Regions from separate parts of the Homo sapiens genome. Here region 2 is linked to region 1. A link is an interaction called in ENCODE POLR2A ChIA-PET data of the cell type or tissue named here. Cell type or tissue: CD4-positive, alpha-beta T cell. All regions are shown on one strand. Each heading gives the region's core, and the rest is flanking DNA. Links, peaks and the distances in the headings are about the cores only. Region 1 overlaps MRTFA (myocardin related transcription factor A). Region 2 overlaps MRTFA (myocardin related transcription factor A).

Evidence for each region. Peaks named below come from ENCODE experiments on the same cell type or tissue, not always from the same donor. Only the 100,000 strongest peaks of a DNase experiment are listed, where the experiment ranks them.
Region 2: POLR2A ChIA-PET joins it to region 1 with 10 read pairs; 8 of 35 experiments call an interaction of 5 or more read pairs at or near these places.

What each region holds. Positions count from the first base shown.
Region 1 is chr22:40,531,480-40,536,852 of GRCh38, reverse strand. All of the region lies in intron 3 of MRTFA (myocardin related transcription factor A), which reads left to right. Among named protein-coding and RNA genes, the nearest start is that of MRTFA-AS1, 12 kb to the right of the region's middle. In CD4-positive, alpha-beta T cell, for the core only: no CTCF peak of the experiment used is centred there; DNase peaks (open chromatin) are centred at 1,722 and 2,982; H3K4me3 peaks cover 2,576 bases; H3K27ac peaks cover 3,603 bases.
Region 2 is chr22:40,460,497-40,465,869 of GRCh38, reverse strand. MRTFA (myocardin related transcription factor A) reads left to right here. Exons shown (of 15, transcript NM_020831.6): 4 at 2,584-2,649. Among named protein-coding and RNA genes, the nearest start is that of MRTFA-AS1, 59 kb to the left of the region's middle. RefSeq lists an enhancer at 2,212-2,321. In CD4-positive, alpha-beta T cell, for the core only: no CTCF peak of the experiment used is centred there; DNase peaks (open chromatin) are centred at 1,959, 2,399 and 3,159; H3K4me3 peaks cover 2,991 bases; H3K27ac peaks cover 4,708 bases.

The DNA.
Region 1 (5,373 bases), core at 296-5,295:
CCTCACTTCTCAGACGGGGCGGCCGGGCAGAGACGCTCCTCACCTCCCAGACGGGGTCTCGGCCGGGCAGAGGCGCTCCTCACATCCCAGATGGGGCGGCGGGGCAGAGGCGCTCCCCACATCTCAGACGATGGGCGGCCGGGCAGAGACGCTCCTCACTTCCTAGATGTGATGGCGGCTGGGAAGAGGCGCTCCTCACTTCCTAGATGGGATGGCGGCCGGGCGGAGACGCTCCTCACTTTCCAGACTGGGCAGCCAGGCAGAGGGGCTCCTCACATCCCAGACGATGGGCGGCCAGGCAGAGACACTCCTCACTTCCCAGACGGGGTGGCGGCCGGGCAGAGGCTGCAATCTCGGCACTTTGGGAGGCCAAGGCAGGCGGCTGCTCCTTGCCCTCGGGCCCCGCGGGGCCCGTCCGCTCCTCCAGCCGCTGCCTCCCGGGCGGCGCTCGCCGGCGCCGCGGCAAAGACTGAGACAGCTCCGCTGCCCGCTGAACTCCATCCTCCCGGCGGTCGGGCGGCGGCGGCTTCGGCCCATTTATTTATTTATTGAGACAGGGTCTTGCTCTGTTGCCCAGGCTGGAGTTTAGTGGGGTGATCACAGCTCACTGTAGCCTGGAACTCCTGGGCCCAAGTGATCCTCCTGCCTCAACCTCCCAAGTAGCTGGGACTACAGACAGGCATCACCATACCTGGCTTTTTTTCTTTTTCTTTTTTTTTTTTTTGGTAGAGATGGGGTCTTGCCATGTTGCCCAACCTGGTCTCTAACTTCTAGTTTCAACCCACCCTCCCGTTTGGCCTACGAAAGTAAGTGCTTCTTGTTTAATTTTTTAAAGATTACTGTTTAAAAAATTGTTTTTCTTTTATTTAGGTCTTTTTACCTCAAAGTGCCAGTGAGATAGTGGGTGTGGAATTGCTAAGAAAAAGTCAAATCAACTGAGATGTTATGTTTATTTGTTATTCCTATCACATGACTCTCAATATCTCCTGTGGTGCTGGAGTATTGACACTGTGGCATTACATGCTCTCTTCTATGGCGAACAGTTTTGGCAGGAGGGAGACAGCCAGCCCTCTGCCCTTCCTACCATCTTCTGTGCAGGAATCTTAAAGTTTATATTTATTTTCCTGTAAATACCGAACTGTGAAAACTTGTTTCATTTGAAAACCCTCATTACTAGAGAGACAAAGTAAATTTAACAAAGACCAGGTGTGGTGGTTCAGGCCTGTAATCCCAACACTTTGGGTAGCTGAGGCAGGGGGATCACTTGAGCTTAGGAGTTCGAGACCAGCCTGGGCAACATGGTGAAACCCCATCTTTACTAAAAATACAAAAGTTAGCTGGGTGTGGTGGCATATGCCTGTAGTCCCAGCTACTTGGGAGGCTGAGGTAGGAGGATCGCTTGAACTTGGGAGGTTGAGGCTGCAGTGACCTGAGATCATGCCATTGTACTCAGTCTGGGGGACAGAGTGAGACCTAGTCTCAAAAAGAAAAAAAAAAAAAAAAAGAAAAAACCTCTCACACAGCAAATTATACAGCCCACATAAGGACCAAGGAATGACTCAATCTTCTCAACCTTTTAGGGATGCTTTTCCCTTAGTTGCTAACCTTTGACCAGACTGTCATGTAGACTCAAAGTTGAAATTTACCCGTTTTTCCTAAGTCAGTTTGAAAATTTGGTTGCCAGAAGGGGCCAGTGAGATGCTTCTGCTTTCCCAGAGCAGCATTTAGCCCACACTGGCTGCTACTCATTGCCTGTTGAGTCATTCCCACAGTTCTATATAGAGCTTTTCTGGCTTTTCTTTTAAACATGATGTTCTTGGAGTGAGAAAGGAAGGAAGTTTTTCTCTCTTGTACTGAGTCTCCCTCACCCCAAATTTGCATTGCTTCTCTTTACTAATAACAAAATATTGCCTTCAGTCATTCTGAGACTATTTTCTCTCTTAAGGTCTCCTACTGCTTTTATTTACCATTTGTTTACTATGTAAGCATTAAGGTATTCGCTGGGCTATTGGCAGCAGCCAGCTTTCACATACAGGCTGATAGTTAACGAGAAAGATTGAAGAATTCTAGATAAACACACCAAACATGGATTCTTAGTTTCCAACTTTAAAAAATTCAGTCAGATAGACTGAAAGTAATCTTAATATCATTGTTATGAATATCAGTTAATGAAAGGTGCTGTGGGGAGCAGTGGCTCATGCCTGTAATCCCAGCACTTTGTGAGGCTAAGGTGGGCAGATCGCTTGAGCCTAGGAGTTTGAGACCAGCTACTCAGGAGGCTGAGGTGGGAGGAGCACTTGAGCCTGGAAGGTCGAGGTTGCAGTAAGCCACATTTGCACCACTGCATTCCAGTCTGGGCAACGGAGTGAGACCCTGTCTCAAACATACAAAAAAAGTAAATGAAATCAAATAACATCAGTATACTGTCTATTCACAGACCGTATGTCTAATATAGGCACAAGTAAGAGGCTCTTTTAGGGGACTGACAGATCTGAAAGACAGATTACAGCTCTGGAATGTATTCAGATGACTTTTTGAAACAGATATTTTAATTGGAGTGGGGGTGGAGAAATAGTTGAGCTTCTGTAGTTAAATGTTCAACTTCCTTAGCCTGTTATCTATAAATACCACATATAAAAAAGCCGTTGGAATTCTTTTTCAGAAAATTTATGGAGCTTACATTTTGTATATATGTGTTTATATGTGTTTAATCTTCTTCCCCACCTCTCATCAATGGGTCAGTAATTGGACTGCTTCTTTCATGAGCTTGAGTTGTTTGGATTGTGTTTAATCTGTTCCACTAAACTGCATTAACAGCAGTCTCTTATAGTGGGATTTTGAACAAAACCTCATCTTCTCTTCTTGAGAGGAAAAAAGCAGTTGATCTGTTTTCTGAAAGTCTCTTTATATATGTCTCTCCCCTCCCCCAGAGACGAATAGCAAGGGGAGGAGCTTGCTCACTGTTCTAACCACACTTAGTATGTCTTAACTGGAGAGCTTTTTGGTTTCCTGTCGGCAGTAATTCAAATCTGTGTCATCTTGACTCGCCTGAAGGGTGGATAAATTGGTAACTGCACTGAGAAGGGGATATTCTCACAGTCTGATTTGAGCATAAGGCATCAGATTGAATTTGTGAAAGCTTTCAAGACAGCTTTTCTCCTGTGACTTTGACTTTCTTCATTATATTTGTGGATTTTTGTTTCTGGAAGAATCCGTCATGACTCTACTGGAACCTGAGATGTTAATGATGGCAGTACAGTCAGGTAATTCACATAAATCCTAATTTCCTAACTTGCTAATAATTTCCTACAAATCTTATTTGCCACAGGCTTCTTTAAAAAAAATGGGTCATATTTGTACTAGGAGTGGACAGAAATGGGGAGGAAGAAATGTACTGCATTTTCAGTTTTTTATTAATTTTTCTCTCATTGCAAATTCTAGTTATTCTGACAGCTTTGAATTAGATGGTTACTGGTTTTAAGATTATTCAGTTGCGGAGACCTGTTTGAGAAAAAAAACTCTTTGTCTTCTTTAATCAAGTGTTGTATTGTCTGTGGCACTGTTTTAAATGAAAGACAATTAAATTGCTTTGCTGTTTTATACATTGTTGTCTTTAATCACTAGTCTAGACTCTATGTTTTTATGAAAGCATCTTTAAATTTTTTTTCTTAGCTGTTCTTTCTTGTTTGTGGTATAACCTTTCTGTACCATCTTTTGGTTCTGTGGAAATGCCCTTAATAACACATAGGATTAGGACTAAATTTTGGAGATGGGTAAGTTTGAGCAAAGAGTCAGTCAACACAGGGGAGGATTTTTGAAATTTTATCTCTAAAAACAGTTTTCCAATTCAGAGTTTTTAAAACCCTTTTAAAAATATAGTTAGTTTTCAGTGGTTTCTTTTACTTTTAGTGTTTTTACACTTGGAAGTCAGATATCTAAAAATAGGGAATGTTCTTTTGCTATTTTTAGATCTCTACTAAAATGTAATCTGTAGTGTTTTCTTGTTTCAGAGCATATCTTAAAAGATTCAGACAAGTGGCATTTGGGGACCTCTTCCCCATCCACTGGCTTTCACTCAAAGGAAAATAAGACTTCTTGGTTCTGGCAGATACTGTCTCTGGCAGAATTGGTCTCACTGTTTTCCTTGGGGAGCATTTTAGGTAGTATGTTGAAAGACAGATATACATCAGTTGAAGACAGGATCAGATGCTATCTGGTTAATAAAGCTTATGATCAGGGAAGGGGCAAAGAAGACAGATACCACTACCATTTTGTTCTTTCTGGTTTTACTAATATGACCATAATGAGTCATTTTTTATGCATATAGGCTATGTGTTTCAGGTTGCCTTTCCTTTTCCTCCTACAGATCTATTGAGCTTTGTGTTCTAAACAAGATAGTGTGCTTATCTGAATGTTTCCCATCTGTCTTTGATGAAAAAGCTCCCAGTTAAACTAATTTGGATTTATTTATTTTTCCTGTCTATTCCAGTTCTCTGCTATGTGTGGGCAAGTGCCTGTTTTATCTTGAGGGGTAGATTTTAGCATTTGAACTCTCTCCCTTTTTAAAATCACCTTGTTACTTACAGATCATCTCAGTCCAGTAACTTTTCTTTATAAAGGTTAAAAGATTGTTTGCTTTCTTCTCAGGTAGTCTCAGTGTTCTCAGCCTTGAGAGGGAAAGGGACATACTTAATATTTTCTTGTCTTGCTTGCTAAGAGCTGTTTTTCCTTCGTCATGTGTTGGGCAGGGCTAGCCACCCATCTGTTGGACCAGCTACTTCATAAAACTTTCAAAGGATGATAGTAGGTGAAATGAAATTGACAAGAGTGTTGGATGCAGGTAGAATGAAGGGTCTGCTGTAGCGTGTATGTGGACTTCTTTCTTTTGTTTATGTTCGTAAAAGTGGAGAGACTCTGGATATAGAAAGGGTAATAGCAAACTGATATCTCCAGTACCTGTCTCCTATATGATCAAAAACATTAACAATGTGTTGGTTTTGTAAAATTGCTACTGTTTTGTTCTGAAGTGCTGTAGCCATTAGCTGGATTGTAACAGTAATATGACAGCTGTATAGTAAAATACTGTCTCTCTTTATGATAGGAAATGAAAAAGCATCTGTTATGAAGCCTCAGTGAACTAAAAGCCATTCTCTGAAAAGTCAAGACTTTTGGGCTTTATCAGTAGATAAACATGAGCCATAGGTTTTCTAGCAATAGAATATTTTAACCTATATGAATATATGCTTTATAGGTGAGACTGCTATTTAATGAGAGTTTTAAAGTAACTAAACCTTGTTGACAGAATTCAGGATGGAAAGTTTTACCCTAAATAAAACTTCAGGATATTGAATATGATAGCAAAGTTCCAGGGTA
Region 2 (5,373 bases), core at 160-5,159, 71 kb after region 1:
TCTTGGCCAGGCATAGTGCCTCACACCTGTAATCTCAGCACTTTTGGGAGGCTGAGACGGACAGATCACTTCAGCCCAGGAGTTCAAGACCAACCTGGGCAACATGGTGAAACCCTGTATCTACAAAAAAAAAAATTAAAAAATTACCGGGCATGGTGTCATGCACCTATAGTTCCAGCTACTCCAGAGGCTGAGGTGGGAGGATCTGTTGAGCCAGGGACGTCAAGGCCTTGGTGAGCTGAGATCATGCCACTGCACTCCAGCCTGGGTGACAGAGTGAGACCTTGTCTCAAAAAATAAAACACCAAAATGTATCTTCATATGGCTGTTAGGAAGAGTAAGTTAAAATATAAAAGAATGTAAAACAGTGTCTGGCACAGAGTACGTGCGTCATAAGTGTCAGCTATTATTGTAGCTCCTGCTGTTTTTATCGATTTAGTTCTCCAAGGCTTTGTTCTTAACAATGGTAATTTGTAAAATAATAATAGCCTCTTGGTTCAGTTTCTCAGACTGTTTGTAACATCCTTTTGAGATCCAGTTCAGTACAAGAAACCATTGTTGAATGCCTACTATGTATTAAGTGCTATGGGGGACATATATCAGTAAGGGATATTCTCTTCTCTCCAGGAACTTATAAACTGGTAGGAGAAGTAAGATGTTCAAGGGCTACTATTACACAAGGCAAAATATTATACTTTTCCCTAACATATAAAAGGTAGCTCACAGGAGGCCTAGAGTAACTGAATGCTGTGGAGTGAGTGGGGAAGTTCAGATGAACAGGGTAGGCATTTCCAGGTGAAGTGAATAAAAGAGGTAGGAAAAAATTCACGGTACTTGAGGAAGAGTAACTGGCCAGGCTTGATTAAGATAACTTGAAATGGGAGAGAGACACTACAGGCAAGGACACAGCCAGGGAGCTACCACTGCAGCATGGGAAAACATGGCAGGGTAAAATTGATAAGAGGGGAGTGTGAGTGTGAGGAGGTAGAGTTGAAGTTGGCCCAGACATTTAAAAAATACTGGGAAAGATAGTGATATCATTAAAGAAGTAAGAAGGATGGGAAGGGGATTAGGTTTTTGGGAGGAAAACAAGTTTGGCTTTGGATCTACTGAATTTGAGATGTAGGCAGGCGCATGGTTATGGTTCTGCGATTCTTGGACGCCTCCCTAAAAGCTACTCTGTGGATAGAAAAAGGCAGATATTAAGATGATTCCCAGTAGATTCTGGTTCCTCTCAGATGTGACTTGGAAGGCCCCTACACCTGAAGACTTAATTATGTAAGGAGGCTTTCCTTGGCCCGTGGGATCCTCCTAACCCTCCTCCTCTGAACATTTTCTTTTTTTTCTTTCTTTTTTTTTTTTAGACGGGGTCTTGCTCTGTTGCCCAGGCTGGAGTGCAGTGGCATGATCTCAGCTCACTGCAACCTCTGCAGTTTCTCATTTAGTCTCTGAATGACAGCTGTGCCATTGTCATTCTGTGTAGTTTGTAGTTGTAACACCGTTTAGGTTTAACTGGCTTTTGAAAGAAAGATAGTTGTTTTTTTTTTTTTTTTTTTTTTTCCTGAGACAGCATCTCACTCTCGTTACCCAGGCTGGAGTGAGAGAGAGTAGTGTGATCTCGGCTCACTGCAACCTCCGCCTCCCAGGTTCAAGCAATTCTCCTGCCTCAGCCTCCTGAGTAGCTGGGACTACAGGCGCGCACCACCACACCCGACTAATTTTTGTATTTTTAGTATAGATGGGGTTTCACTGTCTTGGCCAGGCTGGTCTCGAACTCCTGACCTTGTGATCCGCCCGCCTCGGTCTTCCAAAGTGCTGGGATTACATGTAGGCATGAGCCACTGTGCCTGGCTGATAGTTGATTTTTAACTTAAAAAAAATCCCTATTAAGTTTTTTCATTAAGCAGTATTGCCAGAGTGAAAATAAGAGAAACACCCATCAGTCTCCCCTAGCCCGGATGTGCTTTGAGTCATCTAGCTGAATTGTTTCACCTCAACAGAAAAGGCTCTAAGTGAAGAGAAAGAAGAAAAACAGAGGCATATTAACGGTAAAATATTTTCTAGGCTAGAAAAAGGCATTGCTTGGTGAAATGGCTATAATTTTTAGATACAAAAGAAAAAGAGTTTACAAATAGTACTTCCTGATCTGTGTGAGTAGTTCTTTCATTCACTATACTTATGGTGGTAAACATTTGTTAAGCGTAGAGCATCTGGAAAGCTTTTTTTGCTGGGTGGTGGTCCTCGTTAGGATATTTTGAGTTTGGAAGAGGTGTTTTTAAAAAAGTTTTAGGAGGAGGACTCAGTGTTTTGGAGGTTTTGAGCAAAAGGCAAGACTCTGATGCTTTGTGGATTGTTATCGCCCTGCAAGACCCTTCGCAACTTCCTCTCACCGCCCACAGCAGAATACGGAAACTCTGCTGTATCAGGCCACTTCTGCAATTACAGACAGTTGCACTTCAAGGGGACCCTTCTTTCACACTACATCCTTCTGTTTTTAGACTTTTTTTGCGTTTGAAAATGTGTTTTTTGAGGTGGAATACCCAACTGACCCCTCATCTCTCCTCTCTCTCTGCTGCCCTGCAGTGCTACAGTTGAAACTCCAGCAGCGCCGGACCCGGGAAGAACTGGTGAGCCAAGGGATCATGCCGCGTAAGTGCCTCTCTCTCTCAGCATTTGGTAGATTGCTTTTAGGACATGGCTGTGTTCACCGAGTATGCCATGGGAAGCATCTAACATAAAACAAGGATGATGCGTTTTATTTTCCACTCTCTTCTTTCTCATGACTTTCCAAGTTTAGAGCTCAATCACTAAATAGTTAAGATAACTAATTGATCAAGTTCAGTGAAACAAACTGTGTTTAAAGGGTCAAACCTGGTTTAAATTAGGTGTAAAGGGTGCCACTGAATTTTCCTTTACTTTGGAATTGCACCTTTAAAAGAGTTTTCACTCTGTTATACTTCCCTTTATAGGAGGGGCAGATCTTGAGCCTGGTGTATTGTGAGGAAGAACCACTTCTCCCATATGCTTTGCCTTCATGTTCTGGTTCTTAGGAAGAGAAACCTCTTTTCTGGTATTTTGAATCAACCACAGTTTTATGTAGAGTGAGATCCTGAGATACTCTAAGGCTGGCCTGGGCGTGAGCATGGCTGAGTAGAGTCGTTGATGGCGCTATCACGGCACCGGGCTCAGTGGGTGCAGAAGTCCATCCCTTAGGGGAAAAATGAAACCAAACCTTGGAATCTGTTAGAAGTAAGGAAATTTGCCTTTAATACCAACAGCATTATAAACGGAGCTGAAACTGGAGCTGGTGAGGTTTTGATCTTTCGGACCTTTCTTTTTTAAATCATCAGCAGAGAACATAGGCTCTCTTTTCTGTTTGTATGTTATCACTACTTGGATACACTGTAAGTCAAAAAACAATCATACAACTTCTGGCTTCATGGTGGGAGAACTGATGTTTTTCACTTTAACTCATTGTCTGCTGGCTGACTGCTACCATATTTTCCTAGCTCTCATTCATTCATTCATTCATTCATTCAAAATCTTTGAGTACCTAATATGTGATAGTTGATGCAGCAAGATAAATCCAGCTCTTGCTCTCAGGTGATTTATATTTAGAAGGGCAAGACTAGTAGTAGACAAGAAATTTCAGAGCAGGGATCACCTTGAAATGCAGTTGGTAAGTTCAGAGCCTGGTAAGTACTATCAAGTAAATTAACTGATTGGTGTGTTAATAAGTAATAGGAATAAGATGGAGTCACTTCGAATAAGATGTTCAAGAAAGGCCTCACTGAAGAGGAAAGATTTGAGCTGAGATCTAAAGGATCAGATGAAGCTGGCCATTCAGAAAGCAGGAAGAGGGCTCAGAGAGAAGAAAAAGCAAGTGTCTGGGCCTGGTGCAGGCCAGAAGTTGGTGTGTTTGGAGATCATCAAGTAAGCCAGTGTGGCTGGGGCATGGTGGAGAGAGAGAAGGGGCAAGTGAAGATGGGTAAGGTGGGCAGGGCTAGAGCCAGGGCATTATCACCCACATGGAGGAGGTGGATTTGGCTTTTAATTTTAATTTTTTTTTTTAAGACGGAGTCTTGCTCTGTTGCCCAGGCTGGAGTGCAGTGGCATAATCTGGGCTCACTGCAAGCTCCGCCTCCCGGGTTCACGCCATTCTCCTGCCTCAGCCTCCCAAATAGCTGGGACTACAGGTGCCCACCACAGCGCCTGGCTAATTTTTTTTTTTTTTTTTTTTTGTATTTTTAGTAGAGACGGGGTTTCACCGTATGAGCCAGGTTGGTCTCGATCTCTTGGCCTCGTGATCCTCCTGCCTCAGCCTCCCAAAGTGCTGGGATTACAGCCTGAGCCACTGTGTCCGGCCTTCATTTTAATTTTTAAGAGATGGGGTCTTGCTATGTTGCCCAGGCTGAACTCAACCTCCTGGGCTCAAGCAATCCTTCTGCCTCAGGCTCCTTAGTGGCAGGGACTACTGGTGTGCATCACCATGCCCAGCTGGATTTGGTTTTAAGTGCAATGGGAAGCCATTGAAGGCTTTTAAGCAAGTCAGAATGGACCTACCACAATAGTGATAGGGTCCATTTCTAAGAGAACCTTATAACAAGTGTAAGAAGCCTGGGGTCTATTTCTTTTAACTTTTTTTTTTTTTTTTTTTTTTTTTTTGAGACAAGTTCTTGCTCTGTCATCCAGGCTAAAGTGCAATGGCATGATCATGGCTCACTGCAGCGTCCACCTCTCTGGCTTTCAAGCAGATCTTCCCACCTCAGCCTCCTGAATAGCCCTGGGACTGTAGGTGTGAGCCATCATGCCTGGCTAATTATTTTTACTTTTTATAGAGATGGAGTCTACCTATGTTGCTCAGACTGGTCTTGAACTCCTGGGCTCAAGCGGTCCTCCTGCCTAACCCTCCCAAAGTGCTGGGATTACAGGTGTGAGCCACCTTGCCCGGCTTGGGGTCTATTTCTATCCTAAACATCAGCCCAGGGAGCTTAAGTCCCAAATTAATCTTTTTGTTTACTGCAGTTCACTGCCAGACTATTTACCTACATTATGCTGTCTTCTGTGGCCCTCCAGTGAAGGACTCTCTACCCCCAGTTCTTAAAGTGTTAGGTGGCTTGTTCATTGTATCAGCAATGTGATCAGGTAGGGCAATGCTGTGCTTTACAATACACTCCAAACCTCCCAGTCCATACTGTGGAGAAACAAGATAGCTACCCAGTTTCTCATCTACTTGTCCCTTTCACCAAGGACATCATATACTTAGTGTCTACTTTGTGCCTAGGGTAGTCCTAGATGCTACCAAGATTAAAGAAGTAAGAGGCATGGTATCTGCCCTCAAGGCATTGAACAGCCAAAATTTGGGCTGCCAAA